Regions from separate parts of the Homo sapiens genome. Here all the other regions are linked to region 2. The links are chromatin loops, found by intact Hi-C in ENCODE. Cell type or tissue: IMR-90. All regions are shown on one strand. Region 1 overlaps LINC01088 (long intergenic non-protein coding RNA 1088). Region 2 overlaps PRDM8-AS1 (PRDM8 antisense RNA 1). Region 3 overlaps LINC01088 (long intergenic non-protein coding RNA 1088).

Evidence for each region. Peaks named below come from ENCODE experiments on the same cell type or tissue, not always from the same donor. Only the 100,000 strongest peaks of a DNase experiment are listed, where the experiment ranks them.
Region 1: it touches region 2 in a loop (8-fold over the local background); 2 of 110 quality-filtered maps call a loop at or near these places.
Region 3: it touches region 2 in a loop (4-fold over the local background); 7 of 110 quality-filtered maps call a loop at or near these places.

Annotation. Positions count from the first base shown.
Region 1 is chr4:79,238,529-79,246,528 of GRCh38, forward strand. The region is part of intron 4 of LINC01088 (long intergenic non-protein coding RNA 1088); the gene reads left to right. It also overlaps a transcript of NAA11 not described here. Among named protein-coding and RNA genes, the nearest start is that of NAA11, 84 kb to the right of the region's middle. In IMR-90, no CTCF peak of the experiment used is centred here; no DNase peak of the experiment used is centred here.
Region 2 is chr4:80,180,517-80,188,516 of GRCh38, forward strand. It overlaps PRDM8-AS1 (PRDM8 antisense RNA 1), which reads right to left. Exons shown (of 6, transcript NR_183912.1): 6 at 748-2,908. It also overlaps a transcript of PRDM8 not described here. Among named protein-coding and RNA genes, the nearest start is that of PRDM8-AS1, 13 kb to the right of the region's middle. RefSeq lists silencers at 3,170-3,219, 3,370-3,549, 3,640-3,689, 3,700-3,879, 4,539-4,833. In IMR-90, a CTCF peak has its summit at 3,763 (motif pointing right); a DNase peak (open chromatin) is centred at 3,745; H3K4me3 peaks cover 3,040 bases; H3K27ac peaks cover 2,806 bases.
Region 3 is chr4:79,039,245-79,047,244 of GRCh38, forward strand. The region is part of intron 2 of LINC01088 (long intergenic non-protein coding RNA 1088); the gene reads left to right. Among named protein-coding and RNA genes, the nearest start is that of LINC01088, 71 kb to the left of the region's middle. In IMR-90, a CTCF peak has its summit at 3,028 (motif pointing right); no DNase peak of the experiment used is centred here.

The DNA of each region.
Region 1 (8,000 bases), 940 kb before region 2:
ATATGTATGATATATATTAGCCCAGATTACCTAGAACACAGAGCTTCAGACAAAGCATATATGTTAATAATGCTTTCTTGGGGAGTACAATCTCAGGGTAATAAAAGTGAAGGAAGAAGGGAAGTGAGATAGGGAAAAAGGAACACAAATAAAAAATCATTTCTCAACTAGTTAAGTACAGGTTCACACACCAAAAAATGGCAGTTGTTCAGTCATAAGAGATGTCTCCTGAGATCATCTCTAGAATCTCTGTGCCTTGGAATAATCAGCAGCAGGAGGAAATGAATAGATTTATTTGCCAGTATATACTTGCCTCTTGTAGTTCTCTTGGTCAAGGTTTATGCCATAGACACTAATGTCACTGCAATTCTGAGTTATATTACCTGGCCACTTGGAATTCTATTGGGAAATCCAGGTCATACTTCCCATAGTATGGTATTGTTGAGTTGGACAGGAGCTGGTAAATTTGCTGTGATTTCTTCCATGGCAGGAGCCATAGACTTATGTTTAAGTCTAGATATCACTCTGAGAAAGATTGAGAGAGTGATAAATATTAAGTGAAAGGTGACAATGACAGCTGGTAGGATTCCATTGAGCGAGTTGGCAAGGCTTGGGAGTCAGCTAGTACTAAATGAATCTAGGGAGTCTTGTAGCTGGATTCAGTATGAAGTGTCATTCACTTATAGAATTCAATTTGCATGAACCATTAACATTATATGAACATAACTGTTTTGGTTGTCTACTATGCCTTAAGCGAGAGATAGCCAGAAATAAAGATATACATTAATTTATGTGCAGTTGTTAATAGTTTAGCTGGATGATCAGGGTCTTGGAAGGAAGAGAATTGGGAGATTGGTGACAAGGAAGTCTGAGAATAAGTATGTGAATGGGGCTGGGCACAGAGGCTCACACCTGTAATCCTAGCACTTTGGGAGGCTGAAGCATGTGGATCACTCGAGGCTAAGAATTCAAGACCAGCCGGCCAACGTGGCAAAAGCCCATCCTACTAAAGAAAAATACTAAAATTAGCCAGGTATGGTGGTGTGTGCCTGTCCCAGCTACTCAGGAAGCTAAGGGATGAGAATCGCTTGAACCCGGAAGGCGGAGGTTGCAGTGAGCCAAGATAGTGCCACTACACTCCAGCCTGGGTGACAGAGCAAGACTCTGTCTCGGAAAAAAAAAATGTTTGTGAATGGACCTCTTATAATGGACACAAACTGTGAAGATATTTGTTTTCTATATTAATGCCCACCAAGGGATGTCTATTTTAATAGTCAGGAGGATAAGATGACATGTTCTCTAGTGGTCAGTCATCTAGATTTCCCCAGCTAGCCCACTGCTTGTACAATGAGCCTATGAGCAAAGTGGCCATGATGTCAGTGATGGAGGTGTGCATGGGCTCAACATCATGGTGTGCACTTACCAAGGGTGACCTGGCTGCACTACTGCTGAGTGCCTAATCTGCTAACAACTCCTGAGAGTACCAGGAAATGGTGTCAGATTAATTACATTGGATGTCTTCCATCATAAAGGGGGAAGGTATTTGTCTCTTGGAATAGACATATTTTTGATACAGATTTACCTTTCCCACCTTTAATGCTTCTGCCAGCATTGAACTCACAGAATAATTTATCCTTTTTATGGCATTCCATGTATAATTGTGTGTGATCAAGGAACTCATTTCAAAGCAAAAGAAATGTAGCAATGGGCTCATACTGATGGAATTAACTAACCTTACCACATCCCCCATCACTCAGAAGTGGCTGGACCAATTTAAAGATGGAATGGCTTACTAAAGCAGTCAGGTATAGTGTCAGTTGAGAGATAATACAGAAATGAGGTTCCATTTTACAGGATGTACTTAGTATATGCTTTGTGTTAGAGATCATTATATGAGGATGCCTTTTCTATAGCCAGAATACAAGGGTCTGGAAATCAAAGGGTAGGATTGGCAATGTTCTTCTCAAAATATCACATAATACCCTACTCACAGAATTTTTGCTTCCTGTCCTGCAACTTTGCATTTCGGTTGTTTATGGATGCTGGTCACTAAAGGGAATGAGGCATGGAAGATACTTCCATCAGTGGAAACAATAATGATTCCATTGAATGGGGAGATGAGACTGCCAACTAGTCATTTTGGGCTTCTTATGCCACTGAAAAAACATATCAAAAGAAAAAGAAGTTACTTTTTCTGGTTGGAATGATCAATTCCAATAATCAAGGAGAAACTGGGCTGCTGTTACACAATGGAGGTAAGGAGGACCATGTTTGAAATATGGTAGATTCTCTGTGGTGTCTCCTAATATATTCATGCTCAATGGCAAAAGTCAGCAGAGAAGTATAGCAACTAAAAAACAACAACAAAAAAAGGCAGGGTAACTGAGGACTCAGACACTTCGGGAATGAACATTTGGGTTATTCCACCAGGTAAAGAATCGTCAACCAGCTGAGATTCTGGCTAAGGGCAAAGCAAATACGATATGGCTAGTGGAGAAAGGAAGTCTTAGATATCAACTAAAGTAGACCCTTGAATAACATAGGTTTGAACTGTGTGGGTCCACTTGTACATAGATTTTCTTCTGCCACTGCCACCCCTGAGACAGCAAGACCAACCCCTCCTATTCCTCCTCCTCAGCCTACTCAACATGAAGATGATAAGGATGAAGACTTCATGATTCACTTTCGCTTAAATATATTTTCTCTTTCTTATGATTTTCTTATTAACATTTTATTTTCTCTAGCTTACTTTATTGTGAGAATGCAGTATATAATACATATAACATACAAAATATACGTTACATAACTGTTAATGTTATTGGTAAGCATTCCAGTCAACAGAAGGCTATTAGTAGCTAAGTTTTGGGGAAGTTAAAGGTTAGAGTCGATTTTTGATTGCATGGTGGAGGGTTGGCACCTCTAACCTCTTTGTTGTTCAAAGGTCAACTGTACAAGTGCAGAAACAAGGACCATAGTAATTTTGCATATATGCTTTTTGTTTCTAATATTTGCATATATTAACTTTCTTTTTGCTTTCTTCTTTCCATTTACTTTTATATACTAGTCGGTGGAGATTAACTTTATAACTTAGTCTGTAAGTGACAGCATATTCAGTAGAGCTATGGAGGAACTTGAGGAATAACTAGTATAGTAGGCAGTAGATACAATGACTGCTGGGACTATGTCTCTCCTCATTTTGGGGAAAGGGTAAGAACTGCATCACTTGTAAGTAAAATAGTTGAATCTTGTTAGATGGAAATTTAGGGTTATTTTAATGTGGTATGGAAGCTCAAATGTGTTAGAAAGGTGCATATGGAAACTGAGTAGCCAAAGAGGTAGTCTGGACCTTTCAGGTCCAAATCCACCTATCACTACATGCTTTTCAATAATGGAGATGGAACCTATAAGCATTTATCCTTTGTAGTTGGCATGATGTTAAACATTGTCAATAGAGGGCACTGGAGGAACAGTGAGGAAGAAGGGGCTTTTCTCTGCTATTCCAATGTGTTTCTTGATGCTGCTTCTTGCTCCTCATGCTTGTTTGCCAGTGACACACGTGAGAGGCATCTAGTAGTACTCATCCCCTTCGAGTTTAAGTGGTAATTCTGTGGATGGCTTCCTGTCAAGTTCCATTCATACCGCCATGAATGCATTCCTAGAGAGTCTTGTAAGCACTACAGCAGTCAGCTCCATAGCTGTGGCCCACCTGCACCTTGGAGGGGGATATCCTTCTTGTTAGTTTCAGCTAGTTCCAGCTCTAGTTCCCTGCCTACCAGTTTCAGTCCACCTGCACTTTGGAAGTGCATTTCTGGCTTGCCAGGTCTAGCTGCAATTGTGTCTGCCTGCTTCAACTCACTTGTACTATGGAGGGGCATTTCTTGATTACCCAGCAATTGTGAATTAGTCTGGCCTGGGGAAACCCAGTGAACTTCTCTGCCACCCAAAGGGTACCAACAATGTCTTTTCCAATGAAGTCTGAACCCCAGACTTAGAGAAAGGAACTTCCAAATGTATTTCTTCATTGGACATTCTTCCTCTGCCCTGGTCCTCCTTAGTCCTCTATAGTTAATTCTGTTCATAATCTTTATATTAAAATTCCCTGTTCAAATTACTGTGTTTTCTGTCTCATTCCATCTTAATACACTACTTATCTATGAGATTTGGAAAAAAGGATTGTATGAACAAGAGAAGATATTTTATCCCAAATATTTTAGGGATTTTATTATCCACTTTGGGGTTCAGTTGTTAGTCTGGAATAGAAAACATCAGGAATGCAGTAGACCTATTGGCTATATGGTAGTTACAGCATTCATATCACAGCCATCAGGCTGGTTTATGTCTAACCTGTGCAATGCTTTTCAGGAAGGAGAGGAGCTTAGGGTTCCCTTGAGCTACTTCTCATTAGAGATAAGAATTAGGCTTTGGATAGTTTAAGGAAGCCCACTGCTTACTGGACATAGTCAAGAATGGGATCTCCTCTAGTCATGAACTAACCCTGGAGGTTAAATGCTTCTTTCGGTTACCCAAGTGATTTTCCGGAGTTGGGTCAAGTTTGAAATTTCTGGGTAGTGGTCTGAGATTGATGAAAGGCTTCCTCAGATGCATACATGGTAGAGAGAAAACCTTAGAGCACAACCCATCAAGAAAGATGTCCCCAGGTTTTGAAGACCTCAGGACCCTTTCACTGACTTTCATAACATGTTCTCAATTGGAAAAGGGCCAACTGGACGGTTATTTGTATCCTGCACAGCTGCAAATAATATTTTAAAAAATGAAGATGAGGAAGGGTGCTCCCTTTCCTCAATTATCTTGAAAAGATCTTGACAAAATTGTCATATGGGATTCATGTCCATCCCCCACATATGCGCTTACACCAATAATGCTTGAAAGATAGAGGATTAGGAAGTAATTGAATCTTTCAAATTATCTCGTTCATTTTTTGAACTTGCATGTTCTCTACCCCTTCCCTCACCACTAAACCATAAACTCCATGAGAGCAATCTCTTTTGTGTCTTAATCACCACTGCATTTATTGTATGTTTACTGTCTTTTAAATAAAACAAGTTTACTGATGTGTTAGCAGTTGAAGAGATTCAAGGTACCTCCAGTTACCAGTGGCAAATCCATATGTGTCTGCAGCAACTTCAATTCTTGCCTCCTCAGAAGAAAGAATTCAACTGAGGGGCATAAAACAGAAAAAGAGATCGAAGCAAGTTTCAGAGCAGGAGTGGAAGTTTATTTAAAAGGCCTTAGAACAGGAAAGAAAGGAAAGTTAACTTGGAAGAGATACAAGAGGGTACATGAATATCAAAGAGGAAATAAAAAGGGCCTTTAACCTCGATCCTGGGACTTTATGGGCTGGCCTCTTTCCCATGATTCTTCCCTTAGGGTGGGCTTTCCGCATGTGCAGGGTTCTCCTTACCCTTGGGAATTGAGCATGCGCAGTGTGTTTAGAGAGTTATAGGCATGCCCAACTGAGGCTTTCTTCCTTTTTCCAATGGAGTGTACACGGAAGATCATACTATGCCATTTTTGTATCTTAAGGTGCATGACCAGGAAGTTACTTCTCCCTGGGGTCAGCCTTTAATTAACACTTCAATGTTAACAGGGGTGGACCATCAGGAACTGGCCTCTCCCTGGCTCTGGCTGCCAAGTTATCGCTTTTAGAGAGGCATTGCGATAATTGCCAAACCATCACCTGACTTTTCTAGTGGGTGGGGCAGGGAGAGCCCTCTCCTGCCCTGCTCATGCCTAACTGCCTGTAACAGTCCCACCAGTCCGCTTCATTGGGCTACTTCCAGTAATACTAAGCCATAGGCATCAGTATGTCTGTTAACTGAATGAAAGATACATTGCCCAATTTTTCATTTAGTACTTTGCCTATTGTCTTTTTCACTTAGTATTTATTTGTTATCTGATTCTTGGTAAAACAGTATTTGGGAAACTGAAATTGGAGTAAATGTTAATGTTCCCATCACTATGTTTCCAAGATAAAATTTTTAAAATTAACTAGTTTACTACTAAGTAAACTAAAATGTAAGCATTTTATTATAGCTCTTGAAAATAAGAATTTGAGTCTCACTCTCCCTCTCCCCCTCCCCCTCCCCCTCCCCGTCTCCGTCTCCCGCTTTCCACGGTCTCCCTCTGTTGCCGAGGCAGGACTGTACTGCCGCAATCTCGGCTCACTGCAGCCTCCCTGCCTGATTCTCCTGCCTCAGCCTGCCGAGTGCCTGGGATTGCAGGCGCCCACCGCCACGCCTGACTGGTTTTTGTATTTTTTGGTGGAGACGGGGTTTCGCGGTGTTGGCTGGGCTGGTCTCAGCTCCTGACCTCGAGTGATCTGCCCGCCTCGGCCTCCCGAGGTGCCGGGATTGCAGACGGGAGTCTCGCTTACTCAGTGCTCAATGTTGCCCAGGTTGGAGTGCAGTGGCGTGATCTCGGCTCGCTAAAACCTCCACCTCCCAGCCACCTGCCCTGGCCTCCCAAAGTGCTGAGATTGCAGCCTCTGCCCGGCTGCCACCCCGTCTAGGAAGTGAGGAGCATCTCTGCCTGGCCGCCTATTGTCTGGGATGTGAGGAGCCCCTCTGCCCGGTGCCCAGTCTGGGAAGTGAGGAGCGCCTCTTCCCGGCCGCCATCCCGTCTAGGAAGTGAGGAACATCTCTGCCTGGCCGCCCATCATCTGGGATGCGAGGAGCCCCTCTGCCTGGCTGCCCAGTCTGGGAAGTGAGGAGCGCCTCTTCCCGGGCCATCATCCCGTCTAGGAAGTGAGGAACGTCTCTGCCTGGCCACCCATCATCTGGGATGTGGGGAGCGCCTCTGCCCGGCCGCCCTGTCTGGGAGATGAGGAGCATCTCTACCCAGCCACCACCCAGTCTGGGAAGTGAGGAGCGCCTCTGCCCGGCCGCCACCCCGTCTGGGAGGTGAGGAGCGTCTCTACCCGGCCGCCACCCCATCTGGGAGGTGAGGAGCGTCTCTACCTGGCCGCCACCCCGTCTGGGAGGTGAGGAGCGTCTCTACCCGGCCGCCACCCCATCTGGGAGGTGAGGAGCGTCTCTATCTGGCCGCCACCCCGTCTGGGAACTGAGGAGCACCTCTGCCCGGCCACCCTGTCTGGGAAGTGGGGAGCCCCTCCGCCCAGCAGCCACCCCGTCTGGGAAGTGAGGAGTGTCTCTGCCTGTTCGCCCCCTCTGGGAGGTTGGGGGCGCCCCCGCCCGGCAGCCACCCCCTCTGGGAGGTAGGGGGGCGCCTCCGCCCAGCCGCCCGTCTGGGGGGTGAGGGGCCCCTCTGCCCGGCCGCCACGTCTGGGAAGTGAGGAGCCCCTCTGCCCGGCGGCCACCCCTTCTGGGAGGTGTACCCAACAGCTCATTGAGAACGGGCCATGATGACGATGGCGGTTTTGTCGAATAGAAAAGGGGGAAATGTGGGGAAAAGAGAGATCAGATTGTTACTGTGTCTGTGTAGAAAGAAGTAGACATAGGAGACTCCATTTTGTTCTGTACTAAGAAAAATTCTTCTGCCTTGGGATGCTGTTAATCTGTAACCTTACCCCCAACCCCGTGCTCTCTGCAACTGTGCTGTGTCAACTCAGGGTTAAATGGATTAAGGGCAGTGCAAGATGTGCTTTGTTAAACAGATGCTTGAAGGCAGCATGCTGGTTAAGAGTCATCACCACTCCCTAATCTCAAGTACCCAGGGACACAAACACTGCGGAAGGCTGCAGGGTCCTCTGCCTAGGAAAACCAGAGAACTTTGTTCACATGTTTATCTGCTGACCTTCTCTCCACTATTGTCCTATGACCCTGCCAAATCCCTCTCTCCGAGAAACACCCAAGAATAATCAATAAATACTAAAAAAAAAAAAAAAAAAAAAAGAAAAAATAAGAATTTGAGCAGTTTTAAAACTTAGAAATACTCCAAATATTAATTTAAAGAATCCTTTAAAATGCAATTAAGTATTTAAGCTAAATGGATATGTAAAAAGAAAAATTTAGTGGTATCTT
Region 2 (8,000 bases):
GGAGGCTCAGCTAGTCTCTCCTTTTCACATTTTTCTGCCTGCTTTATATTTGCTGGCAGCTGATTAGATCGCGCCCATCAGATTAAGGGTGGATCTGCCTTCCCCAGCCCACTGACTCAAATGTTAATTTCTTTTGACAACACCCTCACAGACACACCCAGGATCAATACTTTTTATCCTTCAATCCAATCAAGTTGACACTCAGTATTAACCATCACATACTGTAATAAAATTTATGTAAATATGGTCTTCCTTTCTCCCTCTCTCAGAATATCTTATACCGTACTCACCTATTTTCCAACTGCAGAAAGCAGAACCACAGATACAGGGAGACTACTCATCTCTTAATATGATTCATTTGGGCTGAATTTCTGTTTCCTTTTGGGTCTCTGAGAATTGCCACATTTCAAAACCTTCTATGCGTATCATGATCTCTAAACTTCATGATAACCCTCCAAGGCATCAACATTAACCCATTTTATAAATGGGGAAATATTACTTAGATAAATAAAATACCCAAAGTCACACACCCAATGAGTCGCAGAATGGGAATTCAAATCCCAGTCCTTGTAACATCATTTTCTTTGTTTCACTTAAATTTGTAAGTACATTCTAATTATACTACTAATGCAAATACTAATTTCATCTAAATATAAGATAAATTTTACATTAGCTGTCTTCTGAACACATTAAGACCAAGCCCTTATTTTGAAATATTTGATAAAATTCACAAAGAAACTGCTAAACTCAAGAACAGTATCCCTTTAATCACAATAATGAAAACAGAAAACTTTTATTTAAAACAATGAAAAAACTTGATAAGCTATACTCTTGTTTGATGTTAACATTAACTCTTCTTTGATCTTCGGTTTCTTTGTCAGACACCTTTGATTGCAACCCAACAACCATCCCCAGTCCTTTATCGCTATCTTTTTATACTTTAAAGGCTAATTTTCCCAAACTCTTTTGCATGTATATGTGGCCAGGAGATCCAGGTCTGCCTAATGAAAGTGAAAGTATTCTTTTCATTGATTAAGCAAACAACCACAGCTTTTTGCCCCTGTTCCTTTCTTCATGTTTAAAACGATGGTTTGATGCTTGGAATTACAGCAGCTATATTGTGACCATGAGCCAACATACCCAAGGTTGCTAGATTTAGCAAATAAATATATGTAATGGCCAACTAAAGTTTCAGTTTTAGATAAAATATGAATAAATTTATAGTATATGTCCCAAATATTTTATAACATATACTAAAAAGAGTATAATTGTATAGATAATACACACAAATATATATTATATATATAAACTAAAGAGCTTAAGTTAGAGTCAACTTAAACACCAAGTTCCACAAACTTTCAAAGCCCTGAGTTTTGTTGTTGCTTTATTAAGTTGTGAATGGATAAAAAGAATGTAAAATATGTATATGGCATAAAGAAAAACTACGCTGAACACTTTGTTAATTGCCACCCAGCCTAAGAAAAAGAACAACCTCAAAGGCAACCTCTATCCTGGATTTTGTGTTTAATCTTCCTTTGCCATTTTAATAATTTCCTTGCTTTCCTTTGTTCATCTTTATCCCCTCTGAAAAGCTAATAATGGAAATAAGACCTTTGCCTTTTACGATGCACTGAAGATAGCCTGACAGTCTTCCTCCCCTTAGCCCCCAAATTACTAGTCTATGAGAATTATGCAAAATTTAAAACAGGAAGGTGCTCTTCATCTCGGTCCTCAGAAAAAAACATGACAAAGGTTGACCTTTACAGAGGTAGTTAGGTTGCTAGATAAAAAGAGATACAAGTGACAAACCAAAGAGAGGGGGAAATCCTACACTTAGGGGGTTGAGGTTTTGGTCTTTGTGTGTTTTTAGAGAAGCAACCTCAACTTTCAGGTTTCTGAAAGGGCTCCCCTGCTTTTCCTTCAGCTCAGCCCTAGGCAAGCAGACCCCCTGCCCAAGCCTCCCTCCTGAGATCCTGCATATGCTTTCTTGCTAAATGACTTTTAGCACCGTTATCTCCTCATGGGATACATCTGTTGGGTGCCTCGCATCCTCAGCTCCACTTTCATCTCTTCTATCTCAACACATTGTTTCCTCCACTCCTGATGCCAGGGTGGAAGGAAGCCATCCCGCCCGGCCGCGCTTGGGGATTGGCAGCCAATGAATGATTGGCAGCGGGCATCTCTGTCAGAGCTTTGGCATGCTGCAGAGTAGAAGCCCCGTGCTAATGAATGCCATCTACACCTACCAGATGTGCCACTGGGTGACATGCCAGATCTTTTACATAATGCCATTCTGCCGGACACAAGACAGCTGAGGGGTGGGGAGGTGTGTCTTTTAATGCTTTGGGATGGGAGTAGATCTGGCTTGCCCTCATTTTATTTCTTACTCAGACCACCCGCCACTGCCCATACACCCAATCAGCTCCCTTTACATTGGGCTAAGGCTCAGGGCATCTCGGAGACAGTGGCGAAGCAGCAGAGTTTGAGTTCCCAGGACATATCTCCTGTCCCCTGGCTCTCATCCATGCTCATCATTTCCTTGAGTTCGCTCCCTGCCCGCATCCAGATTCAGGAAAGGGAAATAGTTTTCAAAATTAAAGAAATAAAAGCACTAAATGGGATCTGAAATGAAAGGAAGGAAGGGGAAAAACTACACTTCCCATCCTCCCCCCTCCCCCATCCCTAATATTCTCTTCTTCCCTAGTCTAAACGTGCAAGGATGAGCTTCCTACACCCCATCCCTTTGGCAGCTTCTCCTGTTCTTTCCTCTTCCACCGTCCACAGGAAACTGGAGCGTGTTTATCCCCAAGGGTGATATCCCGTTAGTGCCTGTCCCACGTTCTGGCTGAAGTAGCTGTCTTAAGGTGGAGGCGTCCAGAAATCCGTGCCGTTTGGGGAGCAATGTTTCCTGGAGTGGGATGGACAAGGTGGGAAGAGAGGAAAATGAGCAAACCACTTCTGACGGACAGCGGGTGTGTGAGCGTGTAGGAGTGCTTGGGTTGTCCTCGCCCAGCTCTCCATCCCCGGAGGGAGAATGGCTGGAGGGGGGCTGGTGGTTGCCAGGAGGATCCCCTCTCTTTTGCTAAACCTGCGGGTACCGGGCTGCCCTGTAATCGGCGGGACTTGAGAACGGCAGGCCTCCGCTCCTCCTCCCCAGGGGCCATGACCCTCACACACCTCCCCACACCACCCCTCCCGCGACACACACGCAGTACTTGGGGCGACTGGGCGCCACTCCCACGCCAGAGCCCTGCCCCGCGCCCGCCTGGGGCCGAGCAGCCTGGCCCCTTCTCTTGTACCCCCACCCCCGCCCGCTGCCGAGGCTCCAGATGGCTTCTCCTTGCGCTCGGCTCGCGGCCCCCAGACGCCGCCCGGCAGCAGCCGGCGGTCGCTCCCTCCCTCCCAGCTGCTGCAGCAGAGACCGGGGCCATTTCGCGAGGCGGACGGGCTCCTCGGCAGGCTCCGATTGGGGTGGGAGAGCGGCCGCCGAGGGGCCCGCAGTAGCTGCGCTCCCGGGGAAGGAGCCCCACAGTCCCCAGGTAAGGAAGCCGCGGGGCAGGCGAAGGGCGGGGAAGGAGGAGCCTGAGCGTTCCGGTACCCAACCCTCTCTCTTTCTTGACCTTCCTCCCCTCTGCCCCTTCATCCTGGGCGCGGAGGGCGGAACAGTTTCTGGACCAGAGCACCCGCGAGAAGCAGGGAGCGGCCGCACAGCAGCCAGAAGAGGGCGCCAGCACCCCGGGGCCGGGGCTACAGGGCTGGCTCTGCCCCGGCGTCCCGCCCCCGCCCCGGGGAACGCTGCCTCTGCCGCAAAGATGCCCCCTTCCGCTGGAAAGCGGTAATGCCCACCGCCCACCGCGACCACCCCTTCCCCATTTTTCTCAGTTCTAACTGTACTCCTCTCTCGTTTCCTTTTTGCTTCTCTCTCTCTCTCCCCCCTCCCTCGTCCTCTCTTCCTCTCTCTTTCTCTCTGCGCTTGTTTTCTTACTTCCCCCTCCCTCCCCGCTTGCACCCCGGTACTTTTCCTTTTCTTTTCTGATCACTGGCGGGGGGAGGGTTTGTCGCCCGCCGGAAGGTAGTGTGGAGGGGATGGATGTGTTTCACGCTCAGGTTCTGGCTCTGGCTCCTCTCCATAGGTGCCTCCCTGGGTGCTCGCGAAAGCAGCCCTGAGAATGGCAGCTCTCAGAGGTTGAAGTCATTCTTTTCGGGGGACGGGGCACGGCGACTGTTTGATTGGGGGGTGAGTTATGCACTTGGGGCAGCGCTTCCCTGGAATGCAGAGCTGGGGATTTCCCTTGCTAGACGGATGCTTAAAGTTCAGTGGCTTTGTACTGAGCCCCTTTCTCCCCTCGAAAAGTCATGACAGTCAAAAGTATCTCTCTTTCTCTCTCCCCCGCCCCCCACTTCTCTCCAAAACCCTAAAGACAGCCTCCCCGGACAGTCTTCACCGTTTTTTTTCAGAAGCAGTTGCGCTGGGGGTGGGGAAAGGGAGGGAAGGGACATTGAAAGGCCGCAGTGGCTGGCAACTCCGCGCCCGTCCGATGTCCTCTCTAATCCCCCAGTGTTCTGGCGCGTACCCACAGTGCCCCCAGACCCTCCGCTCGCCCGTGCGCCGAGGTCGTTGGGTTTTAGACCCAGAGAGCACGTTCCGTAAGCTCCCGGCCCAAATCCCCTCGGAAAAATTAATCACAACCACCAGCGGATGCAAAATGTGTGCCTGTGTTGAGTCTGTCTTTTAATCCCGAACGTAATTCTAAAAAGCAGCATCAGACAAGAGCTTTATTAATCCCTTACACGAGCAAATGCGATCTCTGACCTACTAGACTTGTTTTCCTACAATTTCACAAAAAGCCTCGCTAGAGGAATGTGCAAGGACAGAAGGGAAACTGAGGAGACCCGCAACTCATTAGCGAAATAATAGGGTGCACTTCAATAAAAATGCGGTCCTGAAGTGGAGCAGACTCACCGGCAAGGAGCCCGGAAAATCGTCAGGGGCGGCGGCAAAGTGAGTGATGGGGATTGGAGGAAGGGGTAGGATTGGAGGAAGGGCCTCATGCACAGAGTGTGGTTGGGAGCTGGAGTGGGAACCCAGTTCGGTCTCTTCCGAAGGCTTAGGACCCATGTGACTGAATTTAGGGGCTGTCCCCTTGCGAGGGCACTAGGACAACAGGAGGGGCGCACCTGCAATACGGATGAGTTCAGAGTTTGATCCCTTGGGGCCTTTTTCTCGCACTTGAGATTTCACTATCATGTCGTTCAATTAATCATATTTCCCTTCTCCCATTTTATTCAAAACCGTCTTCCAGTTCCCTCATAATCGTAATTTGCGTCATTGCCTTTTATCGTTGATTAATTAGGAAGCCGAAAATGGTAATGGAGGGTCGGGCCAATAAATTAGCTTTAGGAACAGACGGACGGACGTCCGAGGCTGCTGCATGGGTGGGCGCTGTCCACCGAAGCTGGCGGGGGCCACCGTCGCTGCAGCTGGCTTCTCAGGAAGGCGTTAAGGAAAAGGCGCGCGGTACTGGCTGAATGGAGAGATCCACTCTGAAATAAACCCGGTGGCCACAAGGGAAAACTTCTCACTGCACTAGGTGGAGAGACTCCTGTGACGCTTAGCTTTTCCCGTTTGGTATAGAAAAGGAAAGACTGGGTTGTTATAGAAATGGAGAAGAGGAAGGATGGGGTAGGATAAGAGTCAGACTCCTGTTACTTTCAGAGGCCTCCCTACTAGCGGGTAAACAGGTTTAAAGTCTGGGCCTTATTAGGAGCCTTTTTTTTTCCAGAACTGGAATGTTAGATTTACTTTTGCAGCCTTTCCTTCCTCTTTCCACTTACCTACTGGTCTGAAAGAGGGAAGAAAGAAGGGAGGAAATAAGGGAGGAAGGAAGAGAAGGGAGAGAGAGAAGGCAGGGTGGAGAGAGAGAGAGAGAGAGAGAGAGATTGATTGTCAAGATCAGATCAGTTAACTCCCTGGCCAAAGAGGAAAGTTGCTAATGTGGAGTTGCTCCCTGCCCTCAAAGAAGCAGCAGCTCTGGGCGGGTAGGGTCTCCTCTTTTCTCCCTTCATGAAATCGATCACGCCTCCAGAGGGCTGAAGGAGAGCACTTTGCCACTCTTCACAGCTACACCCTGGCCTCTTTAGCTTTCAATTGAAAACCAATTAAAAGTTTCTATAAATCTGTTAGTGCCCCTTTTATCTGGGGACCCCTGATGCATGCGATATTGCCCTTTAGATGCCTCTTCCGTGTTTTGTTTTACAATTGTTGTATCAATATAATGCGGCCTTTCTTCTGCTGTCTCTATAGATACAGATACACAAGGAAAACCAAAGCTATTCAGGCTCCTCATTTGTCCAGCAGCCTAACAGTGGTGCCCTTTCTCTGTGCTGCTTTCCCTGCTTCGGGAGCAGCAGTTATGGTAGAAGCAGATGGCTACTGATTGGGGGAGCTTTGTGGCTCTAATACTGAATACTTTATGGAAAAGGACTTTATCATGCTTCGTTGGGCAGAGGAACAAGGGATGAGATTTATGGCCAGGAAAAATAAATCTTTTTCCAAGTTGTGGCTCCTTCTCACCAATGTCTCCTTTGCCCCCAGGGTAGAACACTGAGGAATTGGTTTTATTTTATTCTCCTTTTTGCTAACAGCACCTTTTAGTCAGGGTAGTGGACTAAGAGCCAGAAGTTTACGAAATACCCCAGGTTGTTGCTGTATCAGCATTCTCTGCCCTGGGGCGGGGGGAAGCAGAAGAATATCATCTTGAATGCTGTTTCAGGCCACGTTTTCTTGAATGTCCTCTTAGTTGATGGGTAAAATATTATTGTCCATTATTTTATTATCTATGAAGAACAGAAAAGAATGCTAAGAGCTCCCATTTGAAGTCAGAGGATGATACTGGTATTGAAGGAGAGGGGGAAATGATGGGGCATTTGGTAATGCAGGTATGCTTCTCTACTTTGAAAGGGTCTGAGCTATGGAGATAATTAGGGGATGTCTGTGAATTTAGGGTTTGGGGCTCCAAATTGAATTTCCAAGGTTTGGGGGATATACAGAGTCCAACCCTATACTGGAGGCCTAATTCACCCCAAGATAGTCCATATCATTTCTCTTTTCTTCTCTTCACCTGAGTTTTACTTGTAACTTCTCTTGAGTCAGGTTTGCTCCGCGTCTGTTGTTGGGTTATGCCCCTTCTCTATATGCAGGGGGATGCAACCTCCTGCTCCTCCTGTCCTCGGAGTCTGTTCTTCTAGAGTAATGTCACCCCCCTTCCTGAGATCTGTAACATAAAGTCACTCAGAAATGCTCCTATAGAGCCCCAAATGCCTACTGGCAACCTGGCACCAAGAGATGGCAGTCAATCCCAGCTCTGGGTCTCCATTCCCATTTCAGACAGACTCTTTGTCTCCCTGATTTTTGAAATGTCATTTTCTGTTCAAGAAACATTTGTTGAGTGTCTTCCATGTTCCAAGTCCCTTTTCTCTGCCTTTTCAATCCTTTTACCTTGTACCTAAACACTAAAGACAAAAGGCCAGGAGGACCCGCATTCAGCTTCCACAAGGGTCACCTAACTTTCTACCACAAGCTACTTCCTTCCAACTCTCCAGTCACTACCACCCCACACACTGACATGCATCTTTGCATCTTGTTTCTCTCCAAAGAGGAAAAAAATTGGGAGGAGAGAGCTGAGATTTTAAAAATTCTATTTACCCAGCATTCCAAAGCAGAAGACACTGAGCTGCTTTAAACTTTGGGCATTTCTTTTGTGCTAGGCTGAATGCTCTTCCAGCCTCATCACACTTAATTCTTATGCTGACCCTTTAAATATGATGTTATTGATGTTAAATATTATAATATCCCTATTTCACAGATCCCCCTGCTTCACAGGAAACAAAAGCATAGAGATACTAACTAACTCAAGCAAGTGGCCTAGCTGGGATCTGAACCCAGGCTTCATAACCACTCTATGAGATAGATGTTGTCTTTACTATTTTACAAATGAAGA
Region 3 (8,000 bases), 1.1 Mb before region 2:
TATTAAACCTGGTAAATACTACACTAAGTTCTTATTAATATACTTATTTTGCTTAATTAAAGAAGTTATGTAGATTATAAAAATATATCTCTCTTTCAAGCTATTCCTCATATTCTCAAGACTTTTATTGGCAAAATCTATTGAAGCATAAACACAGTTTCTCACATAGTTATACTCCTCTCGCTATCCAGTTGAGTGCTATGTGCGCTGTAGAGGTTTAGTAATTATTTGGTGTTTTTGGCAAGCTTATCTTTTGTACATTCTTCTTGATTCCTAAACCTTTTAGAACACCCCCAACTTGAGCTTTCAGTGCAGCAATAACGTGGATATCTCTCTGCATCTCCATGTAGCTGCAGTTTTACATTGAACATAATTTCAATGTCAGTAGACTGCATGGTCTGCTATGTCAGAAAGAGGCAAGACATAGTGAGCTTTCCTAATACCTAAAATGCTCCTGTGGTGGTAGTGGGGACCAAAATCCAATGGGATTAAGAAAGATGGGTATTAAGCAGACTGCTTATATTGATATTGGAGAGAGTCAGGTCAAGTTTCGACCTTTTCATGTGTATTACCTAGTTTGGCAATGGCCTCCCCTACTCACCCAAAACCTGAGCAGATATCCTGGGCATAATCCAGTGCTCACCCCTATTTCCACACATGCTTTTAGTAACAGGATCCTATCCCATTCCTCTAAATCTTAAATTGTTCTCCCATTCATCCCTGTCTCGTCATTCCCATTGCTATTTCAGTCTTTATAACTTTGGTCCCACAATGTTTCTCTCTCTCTCTCTCTCTTTTTATGAATGAGCATTTCCCCACATTATTAAATTTCCTTCAAAATATGATTTTTATGCTCAACATCACTAATCATTAGAGAAATGCAAATCAAAACCACAATGAGATGCCATCTCACACCAGTCAGAGTGGCTATTATTAAAAGTCAAAAAACAACAGATTCTGGCAAGGTTGCTGAGAACAATGTATGCTTATATACTGTTGGTAGGAATGTAAATTAGCTCAGCCATTGTGGAAAGCAGTTTAGTGATTTCTCAAAGAACTCAAAACAGAATTACCATTTGACACAGTAATCCCATTGCTGAATATATACCCAAAGGAATATAAATTGTTCTGCCATGGAAACACATGCATGCATATGTTCATTACAGCATTATTCACAATAGTAAAAACATAGAATTAACCTAAATGCCCATCAATGGTAGACTGGATAAAGAAAATGTGTTATATACACACCATGGAATACTGTGCAGCCATAAAAAAGAATGAGAACATGTCTTTTGCAGCAACATGGATGGAGCTGGGGGCCATTATCCTAAGCAAACTAACACAAGAACAGAAAACAAAATACTGCATGTTCCCACTTATAAGTGGGAGCTAAACATTGAGTACATATGGACACAAAGAACAGACACCGGGGCCTGCTTAAGGTTGGAGAGAGTGAGGAGTGTGAGGATTGAAAAACTACCTATTTGGTACTATGCTTATTACCTGGGTGCCAAAATAATCTGTACACCCAGCTCCCATGACACACAATTTACCTATATAATATACCTGCATGTGCATCCCCAAACCTAAATAAAAGTTCAGACAAACATGATTTTTATGTTTTTGTGTTACTTTATCATATGGTTGTGTCCGATTTAAAAATCCCTCTATTTTGGCCAGGCGCAGTGGCTCACGCCTGTAATCCCAGCATTTTGGGAGGCCGAGGTGGGTGGATCACCTGAGGTTAGGAGTTCGAGACCAGCTTGGCCAAATGGCAAAACCCTGTCTCTACTAAAAATACAAAAATTAGCTGGGTGTGGTAGGGGGCGCCTGTAATCCCAGCTACTCACGAGGCTGAGGTAGGAGAATCGCTTGAACCCGGGAGGCAGAGGTTGCAGTGAGCTGAGATCTCACCACTGCACTCCAGCCTGGGCAACAGAGTGAGACTCTGTCTCAAAAAAAAAAAAAAAGAGTACCTCTATTTTTACTTAGATTATTTCCCCTCTTGGGCTCTTATAAATAATATTTCTGTACACATTTATATTTAAAAACATCTCTGGTCATTTCCTTAGGCTAAATTTCTAGAAATACAAATTCAGGGGCATAAGATCATATTTTTTAAAATAATGAAATACTTATTCTCCCATCAAAAGTATGATAGCATCTGTCTCACTAGAGTCTTGATTATTATTATCTAAAACAATCTTGTTAATTCAGTAGATAAAAATTTTATGTTATTTTAATCAATGTTTTTGAATGCTAGTGAGATAGAACATTTTTTGCATGTGTGTGTGATTTGCATCTCTAATTTTTGTAGTTTGTGATGTTTTGAATAGACATTTTAAATTTTAATGTAGTAAAATCTATTTTTTCTCATTTTCTACTGGTTTTATATTGATAAAACAGTTACATAAGTTAAATATTTATCTTTATTTTCTTCCTATTTTATAGTATTTAAAAAACCCAAAATATTTAACTCTTTATCTAAAATACATTTTGGTGCACCTTGTAAAATGAGCATTCAAAATTAAATTGGATAAATTTAATTTTTTCAAATAGGTAATAGTTTTCCAATTGTTAATTTTTACACAGGTTCTTGACTAGTTTCAAATACTGAGGTTTTAAATTTCATTTTTATATTTGATAGACTGAGTGCTCCTTCATTAATTTTTTTTCCAAAATATCTTTGTGTGTGTGTTGATTTTTCATCCAGAGAAATTTTAGAATAATGTTATCTACCTTCTTCCAAAATGTTACATTGGAAAAAATCGACATATTTAAGTATTTTGTGTTTCTTCATTTAGTCAGATCTTATTTTACATTTTTTTCAGTAGTCTATTTTTAGTCAGATAAGTTCCATACATATTTTTGTCATGGTTATTCATAGGCATTTTGTATAGATTGCTACTCTGAATAAGATATTTTATTCTACTGTATTTTCTAGCTCAATTTACTGGGATACATCTTTAAAATAGTTTTTCATAGTCATTTTTAATAGTTCCCACTGTTAATTTCAGCACCAGAGGGAGCTGTAGGGTAGTGGAAAAAGCCCTCATCATTGAGAAGGCCTGAATCTGAGTCCAGGCTCTGCAAATTATTTCCCATGTAGCCTTGGCCAAATTATCTATGAAATGGGAGAATTCTTCCTGCCTCTCACAGGGTGTTGGGAAAATCCACTCAGAAGAGTAGGCACTCTTATTATACAATGTGGGCAGCTGATTAATTTACCTAGGTGTGAGGCAGAACTTAACAGGCAGTAGTTTTTATCTGGAGATGGGGAAAAAGAAAAAGCATTAGTAGCATTTCCAGGATTTGATATTAAAGTCAATATCAGCTTCTCATTTTATGCATTATAAATATCACCTGAAATTGGATGACAGATCATTAGAATGGTATTGCGGGACAAACAGTGACTGGGAAGCCAGGGAACATGAGTCCTGGTCCCCACGGTGCCACTCTGTTGGGTGATCCTGCACCATTCAGTCTTTTGGGACCTCAGTTTGCTAATATGTAAAATAAAAATTCAAATGTAAGTCAAGACGCATAAACTAATTCAAGATTGTTTCCACAAATAAAATTAGTGTACTCAGTGGAATACATGACTTATTCTGGACATGCTTTATGATTTTCTGGATTGGTTTCCAGTGTCCTGGTGTAGACTTATGATACCTGATTTGGATGGGTTTCTTGCACTGCCTAAAGTTATCGTAATTGACAGGTTAACAAACGTGAATCTTTCAGGATTTTTTTTTAAAAAATAAATAAAACGATGGTGAAAGCACTACAGTTTTTCTATTTCAAATATATACATGTATTTAAAAATTCTCAAGCTATTATGTCTTTTAGACTATGAAAGCATCAGCAGACCCTTAACTAGAGCTTTGTGAGGGGCAGCGCTGCAATCCAATGAATAATATCTATGAATCCAGGATCACGTTGGATATTATCACTCATTACCATTGTGAGAAAAGGATGATTAAACTAATAGTTACTCGGAGACACTTCTGATGACAGGAGGCTATGATGAAAATAAACTGGCTTCAATATACATTTAGAACCGGTAATAATGGGATGTGGCAGGAAGCCAATAAATGAACATGGCCCTCCGCTCTGATCAATGAATTACTTTCCCTTCTCTTTCCCTGCTCTTGAGGGCAGCACAGGAACCTTAATGAAAAATCAATAACCCTCTGTAATTCAGAAATGGAATCAATCGTTTGACCTGACTTTTTCTTTTTCCTTGCTAAGAGAATGCTTAGCTCAAGATAGAATTCAGTTGTAAAGAGCTGTTCTTCAAAAAGCCTACAGAAGACACCTGATATCAGTCCACAACAATTTATACCTGCGATGGGTAGGACTTTTCTTCCTTGCCATCTTAAGGAGTAATGAGTCTTACGTTTATTTTCCCCCACAGTTCTTCCTCATAATCCCTATCTTAAAAATTATATGCAACCATTAGTTGTTTTGTTTTTTTAATGGTTCTTGTGGCAGTTACTGCTATCAGTGCTGCAGATGCTTTAAAACATAGGTTGATAGCTGTGGATGCTGTCTTTAAACCCATCTGGGATCAAATGGGAATCAATTTTTCCACAGATCTCTCTGCATACTTCCTCTAGCATCTGTTAACTATTAAATTTGTGCTCAAAACAAGCCAGGGCCCACGTGCCCTTGACCTAAAGGCAATTAGGACAGGCTGAAAGGTAATTAGGATGTAGGTTTAAAAATAGTGTTTTCAGGTTTTTATTGAAAATCTCTTATGACATAGGACGAGTTCTCAGGGCCCCTACTATATCACATGCTGTGGTGTACTGGTGAATCTTCGGCATCTGGCTTTCTTAGTGGGTGTGGCCCTAATTTGCAGGTTTTGCTGATTTCCATGGTGCTAATAGTACCACTATGGCTGATTTCAAACCACTATTGTGACTGTCACTGAACATGGAGTTGGGAGGAGACAACACAATGTACTCAGCTTGTGAGCTGGCCCTAGTATACCACAGTTGGCCATTTGGCACCTTTGCACAAATTAGAAAACAAACTCCCTTCTGTGTGGACACCACATGACTTGATGAGTGGTATGGGGGAATAGATTTTAATCCCCACTTTGCCTCCTGGCCAAGCGTTATTGTGCAGTATTTTAATCTGCAGAAGCACATGTGAACTCTGGGAGTAACTTGGGGCCCATAAATCCTTAAGGGCTCATGGATGGACTTCAGAGAATCTGCAACTTCCTGTACAGTCAGCTGTGTGTGTATGTGTGTATGTGTGTGCATGAGCCTTTATCTGGGGAGAGGATTAATGACTTTTAACAGATTTTCAAAAGGATCCCTAATTTAAAAATTTAAATCCTTGAAAATTCTGGTTACGTTGGTAGAAATCTGGGGACTTTGAGACTACATTTAAATGCAATTCAAGGGATATAAAGCCACAAGACCTAGTAAGAGTCTTGATTTTGCAGCTTTCTAGGAAAAAAGGGCACAATTTTGAAATTGGAGGCAAAAATGAAATTTTGATAAGCCTGGGCATTTTTGAATACCTCATAGATACATGCATGTTTACATTCCGTATAATGATGCAGTCAGAAGGCAACAGGATTTAGTATTCTTGCCTTCACTATATGCTAATCCCAGCAACATGCATTAAGAAAATAGGGAATTATTCATCCCTTTTTGTCCTTTATAATGCAGAGCACTTCAAAAATTTCCAACTCCTTTTCTGTCTTTTTCCCAGGGCTAGGCTTACACCCAATTTATGGTCATCTTGCTCATGCTCATCCTGCACAATTTCTAGCATTTGGAGAATGTTTCTCATGGTAGCATCTAATGCCTGTGGCTGCTGAGAGAAAGCAGCGATGAGGGGAAGACACTGACCTCTGTTTGGGTGAGTATTTTAGTGTAAACCAGAGAGTTACCATCTAAGAGTATCACGTAGCTATATAGGCTTAAAACATTCATTTCTGGAGCGTTTTATATCATATTTTTCATTTAATCACCCAATGTCAAGTCTAATAACGTAGGTCTCTTTATCACCATTTTGTGGAGATTTAGAAACCGAGATTCAGAGGCATGAGAACATGTGCAAGGGAATCAAAAATTAGAAACTTAGTCAGGCCCCAAACCCAGCTCTTCTGAAATCTCGTCCAAGGCTCCTTCCAGTACTCCCACTGTCGCACTGTTGTGGTGCCCCTGCTTGTTCCAGTGGTTGAAGGTTCAAGCAAGCATGAGTGCCAGCCCAATCACGGGTACACTGAGGGTAAACCTCAGGACTGCTGTCTGGAGTGTAGTTATTTTAATATTTCTAATGACAATTCTGAAGGCAACAAGGGCTTTGGAGCCCAACAAACCTGTGGTGGAATCCTGACTCTGCCATTTCCTGGTTCTGTAACCTCTGTCAGTCTCAATTTTATTTTCTGTAAAATGGGGGTAACAGCACTTCCTTCAGGATTTTGTGAATATTAATGTACATAAAGCACTTATACCATGCCTGAAAGGTCCACAGTAAGTATTCCCTAAATGATAACTATATTAATTCTTAGTACTATACTCAACATTCTGATATATTTACCACAGTGAAAACCAACACTACTTCATCTAGAAGTTGAAGGTCATAATTTATTGGAAGACTTTATTTGAAAACACCTGCACCAATATAAATGTAAAAGGTTCCAAATAGGGTCACATGGATAAAGTCTTTGTTTCTACTCTTTAAAACACCCGACGCAGCTACCCCAAAGGAGCCTAATGTAACAAAGAAAAAAGAAAATAATTAAAACAAACCCTCTGCTCCTTCAAACCTCAGCACTCTCAGGCATCTGTGCTAAAGCTTCTAATGGTCTTGATTTCCTGGTCTGCCTAAGTCCAAAAAACAATGACTGATGTTTCTGTTATTTGTGTGGTCTGCTTCTCTGAGTTTACACTGAATGATGTGTTGTTCCCCGCTATTTCTGTTCCCAGTCAGCATTACTGCTGAGTTTCAATTACTTTATCTCATCACAAACACTCTGCCACTACTGTCAGCGTTAGTCTATTCTTCCCATCGTGTATATATTTTTTTTTCCCATGGATGTGTGGAAGATTTCTCTTCTGGTGGACAGATCCCTTCTGCTTCTGTGCCTGCTGCTTCTGCTGTGTGGTCTGTTTGATGAATGTCTGGACTGCTGGCAAGAAGGCAGGCTGCACTCCTTGGCATGAAGCTGAGCGCACTCACTGTGGCAAAGTGACCATGCATTACCACACTTGCATTTTAGGTTTCCAGGTATCTTATTCCTTGACATCTTCTTAACTCCAAGCAGAGAGGAGTATTGATTGAAATGTTTAGGATTCTGGGGCAGATGGATACATTCATGAAAGGGAGGCCCTGAGAGCTGGCACAGACAGACCAAAAATGCAGTCATTTCTCCTCTACCTAGCTCCTCTCATAGTGGGTTCAGTTGGCATCAAACACCCCTCTTTCCTCCTTTTCTCCAAAAAGACCTGTTCTGGTTTTCAGAAAGACTTGCTTTCATTCCTCAAGAACATTTTTCAAATTTCCCCATTGTGTTACAGAGGCAGTATCCCTCCCTCCCTCCCTCCCTCCCTCCCTCCCTCCCTCCCTTCCTTCCTTCCTTCCTTCTTTCCTCTTTTTCCTTCCTTGATTCCTTTCCTTCCTCCTACCCTCCCTCCTTTTCTCCTTTCATTCCTTCATTCGTTCTTTCTTTGTATTATCTTTATCTGTAACTTTTAGTTCAAAAGCATGGACTTTGGAACCAGACAACCTGAACTGAATTCCAACAACCCCACCTAACAGCTGTATATCATATGGCAGGTTATTTACCCTCTCTGTGTCTCAGTTTACTGATCTGTAAAATTTGGGTAATAATAGGGTTAATTCTTAGGGTATTCTTATGATTCAGTGAGTTAATATATGTGTAATTATTGCATAGTGAGTTGTGTTGGCTATTATTCACTCATTTATACACTTACTTATTTTATAATCCACACCCATATCACATTGACTGAAGA